2 separate regions of the Homo sapiens genome follow, and region 2 is linked to region 1. Evidence: chromatin loops called from intact Hi-C (ENCODE). Cell type or tissue: heart right ventricle. All regions are shown on one strand.

The links. Hi-C counts contacts between places; a loop is a spot of excess contacts. Peaks named below come from ENCODE experiments on the same cell type or tissue, not always from the same donor. Only the 100,000 strongest peaks of a DNase experiment are listed, where the experiment ranks them.
Region 2: it touches region 1 in a loop (5-fold over the local background); 75 of 110 quality-filtered maps call a loop at or near these places.

The regions. Positions count from the first base shown.
Region 1 is chr7:38,214,781-38,217,280 of GRCh38, reverse strand. It overlaps STARD3NL (STARD3 N-terminal like), which reads right to left. Exons shown (of 9, transcript NM_032016.4): 4 at 2,176-2,253; 5 at 203-256; 6 at 1-93. Among named protein-coding and RNA genes, the nearest start is that of STARD3NL, 38 kb to the right of the region's middle. In heart right ventricle, CTCF peaks have their summits at 1,174 and 1,388 (motif pointing left); a DNase peak (open chromatin) is centred at 1,360; H3K27ac peaks cover 1,206 bases.
Region 2 is chr7:37,915,799-37,918,298 of GRCh38, reverse strand. It overlaps SFRP4 (secreted frizzled related protein 4), which reads left to right and starts at 1,482. Exons shown (of 6, transcript NM_003014.4): 1 at 1,482-2,206. The coding sequence starts at 1,762. In heart right ventricle, CTCF peaks have their summits at 843 and 1,044 (motif pointing left); DNase peaks (open chromatin) are centred at 1,012, 1,338 and 2,068; H3K4me3 peaks cover 1,853 bases; H3K27ac peaks cover 2,123 bases; H3K27me3 peaks cover 1,090 bases.

The DNA of each region.
Region 1 (2,500 bases):
TAACACTTTGAAATCCAGGAACCACGTCTCAATCCAGGCAAGGATGAATGAAATGATGGGCAGCACATAGCCAAAAGCCCCTTGAGAGAAAAGCTGGAAAATACGACCAGGAAAGGGAAATGCAGTTACCACAAACTCACACTGAAAAACGAGGCTTCATCACTGAAGATGGTAACTGTATAGAAAAAGTGGTAGGCCATACCTTCGAAAGGATCACTTTTGCTAGTAAAAAGGCACTGGTCACTGCCGTTGTCAACTGCAAGACACATAATCCAGCACTGTTCACACTAGGCATCTCACACTGTGAAGGTACCTCCCTCTTCACAAGAGACCCGTCTGAGCCAGGAGCAGGCAAGGCCTGAAAAACCTGTGCCTAGCCTGGCTCCTTCCCATATCACTCAGTCTCTCTCCCCTAGACCCACACTGGGGCAAAATGGGCTTCTACATGTGACACAATCCCTAAATGACTGTGTGTGGTTTATTCTCCCACATTTCAGCAGGCTGGTGTGCTAGGTAACTAAGTTTGATCCACCAGAAGGTACAATTCCAAAGCCTCTACAAGCACATGAAGAGACTGGTAAAGTGCATAGGTAGGGCTCTCGCCAGGGGTTGTGAAGTCCAGAGATACCATAATACCTGAGCCTTGTCACTGTTCCTTCAACTAATATTTTTAGCATGGTGAAACCTGACCAAAATGAATACCAATAGTAGCTTGACTGACAGAAGGAGGACAGGGAACACCAAGTATCTTGCTCAATAAGTATTAACAAAGTTGCAGACACACACACACACACACTCACACACACACACACACACACACACAGAGCTGCTTGGGAGAGGAGGCAGTTTAGCATTTTATATTCTGACACTAATTAACTTTACAGGCTCACACTAAGCACTCTTTAAATACCAGCTGACTTCTCCTCCTTCCAGCTTCTAGACTCTTCTCTGCAAATGTTTTTTAAAACAAGAATCAGAAGCAATAAAATGATTTGCTAAATTAGACTTATTCTTCAGATAATCTGAAAGCAGATATTGAAGATACTGTCTTACAGCTCTCACTGAATATCTATATGTCAAACACTTTTCTAAAACAAACATTGAGAGGGATAGTCTGACAAATACTAGCATACATATGGGGACTCAGGAATACAACATCCCAAAGGGATCTGTTGTAGAAAATGCAGAAAAATGGGAGGGTACAATCATCAAAAGCTATGATGATATCAGCAAAAGAGTATTCAGGAAAGGGAGTCAAGTCTGGCCAAGACTGTCAGCCTATATCCATGAAATGAGAGCTTCCGGATTAACAGATGGTCTGACCGCTGCCCCGTGATTCTGAGAATGCTCAGAAGACATGGCCCAGACAGACATCGCCCCCTAGTGGACTCAGGAGGGCAGCACAAGTCCTATTCCCAGCTGGAGAAACCCAGGCCTGGGCCACCCAGACCCGAGCTCTCACCCTCTAATTGCAGAACTGCAGGTTATTTCTGAGCAGCTCTCTCTAGTCTGAGGAGCTCCACATTTTCTTCCCATAGAACTGACTTATTAAAGCTTTACAAAAGGCAAATATTCAGACATCTGTCAGGCAGAACTGCTAGTAATTCTATCAATCTCTAAATACTTATTAAGAATACCAAAGCTCTCTGTGCTAGATGCCAGGAAACAGAGGAGTAAAAAAGTCCTTGTCCTTGAGAAGTCCAAGGCAACAACAGAGAGACTGAGAGCTTTTCCCTCCAAGACAGGGGGTTGTGGGGAAGAAAGGAGGGGGTAAGGCAATTACCTAAATAAGTACAGACCATGTCATGAAAACAATCACTAAGCAGTTTCAACCAAATAAGACATTTTCCAAATATCTCTGTGACAGAGGTCTCCTCTCATCTCTTATTTGCAAAATGAGGTAGAGGGTGGCTTGGTGCTTGGCCAATAATCACTGTTGGGCTTCTAGATTCCTCATTTGGCTCAGCACCAAGAGACAAATCTAGTTACTCATTAACATTGGAAAGAAGCCCTGGAGTATTAAACCTACTTAAGTATGGAGGAAACGGGACTCAGGAAAGCTGGTGGGATTCCACCTGCATTAGAACTGTATCTTCTCCCAGCCCAGGCCTGTTGAGAGCAGGACTTGGCCACCAGCACTGGAGGAGATGACCCACTCATGCAGGGCATACTCACCGCTATTGCCCACCAATGGCGCAGTCTGCACACAGCATATGCAAGTATTAACACTTTAAATCGAAAAACTGCCAGAAGCTGAAAGTAAGAAAATAAAGGGATGTTTTAAAAAATATATACAAAAATGACACAGCTTTATGAAAAACTCACCAGACTGTCTTCATTACTGTGATTTAGCTGGAGACTACCAGGGACTGGCACTGGTCTGTAGACCAGCATTTGGGAATCCCTGCTCTACAACTTAATGTAATAGCAAATTAGGTCTCACATTAATCTCCCATTATGAAAGAAAAAACAAGGCAAGAAAAAAAAGATGTCATTTTCA
Region 2 (2,500 bases), 300 kb after region 1:
ACTGGTTCTATAGGAACTAGATTACCTTTCTAGAGTGGCTTGGCAGTGTAAGAACACCCTGGGCTTCCCCTAAATAAGAACCAGACTCTTTGGATGAATCCTGAAATGTATTTGTCTCATTTATCCTTTTCACTTACTATGTTTAATTCATGTTCCCTAAAAAATAAGATAATGCATTTAAAGTTCTTAGCTTCATACCTTGACCATTGTAAATTCCCAATAGATGTCACTTGTGCTTGTTGTTTCCTCAGCTGTTTTAATCCTTAGTCTTTAGTTTTAATCCTCAGTCAAAACTAAACTAATTGTGTAGGTTTAAGCTTTGGAGAGAAAAACCATGTGCCTTAAATTCAAGTTAAACTATGTTTTTAAAGATTAACATTCAGAGAACATGTTTCCATATTGCTGATGCCCTAATAAATAGCATATACCAGAAGTCTTACCACCTGAAGATTGATATACATCAATCTCATATAAATAAATCCTCCCTTTTCTGTAGATAGCTGAGCCAGCAATTGGACTACCTTTTCCTAATGCAAGTAAGATAAAAGAGAAAGCAAAACATACATACTTGCATCCCATAGTACACAGCTTCTTACTCAACTCAAGCAACAGTCTCTGAGCACATCAAAAATCAAGATTTTAGGCTGCTGAGGTGGAAATCCTTTGGCATGAAGGATCAGAGCAGGGGAGACCTTTCAGATTGTGGTGCCCAATGTTTTCTCCTGGGTTCCACTAATGCTGCAGAGGGGAACAGGGAGTTAGAAGGAAGAGGAAATGTTAGAAGACATTTCTGAAGCTGGAAGATGCTAGCACACCTTCCCCCAGTTCTGTTAACTTCCTGGAGCAGAAACAAACCAAGTGTTATACTGGAAAAATTTCGGCCCAAACTGTCTACTAGCAACAACAACAACAAACCACACTCCACACAACTAAGGGCGGAGTGGGAGTGATTTATACAACGTGACCCTCCTGTTCTGACATTCACTGCACTCTCGCCTGCCTTGCAGGACATTGTCCCAACTGTCCTCAGCGCTCCTCATGCCCCCTACCGGAGAAAGCAAATATATTTCAGAATTAGAGGGCAGCAGAAGCTCCTATTTTCCCCCAACTCTATACTTGGAAAAACTCTAAGGCAGAGGGAGCAAAGTTCAGTTTTCAGCCAAAGAGTGTCTTTCTCTCTCTTGAAATTCTCTCCCGCACCCTCTTGTATCCGGTGTCGAAAACAACTGCCAGAGGTTCTTTTTCTTGGTCCGAAGAAAAAAGACTGGCCAGACTAAAAAGGAGGGACTTTAGGGGGAAAGCAGGCTTCCAGCCCTGGGCTGCGGCCCAGAGGGGGTGATGTCACCGCTTCTGCACCGACGGGCCTGGGGGTGGGGCGGCCGAGGGGGAGCCCGCGCCGCGGCTGCAGCTGCCAAGGGAGCGTTCCGAGCCCACGTCAGGGGAGGTGTCGGGATAAATAGGGTCCCGCAATGGCCGTGGCTGGCTGCGCTCCGAGCTGCGGAGTCCGGGACTGGAGCTGCCCGGGCGGGTTCGCGCCCCGAAGGCTGAGAGCTGGCGCTGCTCGTGCCCTGTGTGCCAGACGGCGGAGCTCCGCGGCCGGACCCCGCGGCCCCGCTTTGCTGCCGACTGGAGTTTGGGGGAAGAAACTCTCCTGCGCCCCAGAGGATTTCTTCCTCGGCGAAGGGACAGCGAAAGATGAGGGTGGCAGGAAGAGAAGGGCGCTTTCTGTCTGCCGGGGTCGCAGCGCGAGAGGGCAGTGCCATGTTCCTCTCCATCCTAGTGGCGCTGTGCCTGTGGCTGCACCTGGCGCTGGGCGTGCGCGGCGCGCCCTGCGAGGCGGTGCGCATCCCTATGTGCCGGCACATGCCCTGGAACATCACGCGGATGCCCAACCACCTGCACCACAGCACGCAGGAGAACGCCATCCTGGCCATCGAGCAGTACGAGGAGCTGGTGGACGTGAACTGCAGCGCCGTGCTGCGCTTCTTCCTCTGTGCCATGTACGCGCCCATTTGCACCCTGGAGTTCCTGCACGACCCTATCAAGCCGTGCAAGTCGGTGTGCCAACGCGCGCGCGACGACTGCGAGCCCCTCATGAAGATGTACAACCACAGCTGGCCCGAAAGCCTGGCCTGCGACGAGCTGCCTGTCTATGACCGTGGCGTGTGCATCTCGCCTGAAGCCATCGTCACGGACCTCCCGGAGGGTGAGGCCGTAGGAAGGATGGAGGGAGGCGAGGAGGCGCCCGGGGCTGTGGCTGCCAATCGAGAACTGGGCGGCCACACCTAAGGCTGCCAGGGGCGTCTGAGGCTTGTAGGAGGTGGGAAAGAATGGGGGAAACATTTTCTTCAGAAAAAGTCTGGTTTCTCCCATAGGAATTTTAGGAGCTAGCGGAGAGCACTGCACCCCATAAAGAAAAAAAAAAAGATTTTGCTTACAAAGGGAGCCTTCGATGATGTTTGCATTTATAGTAATAACAGAAATGATAATAGCAGTAAAC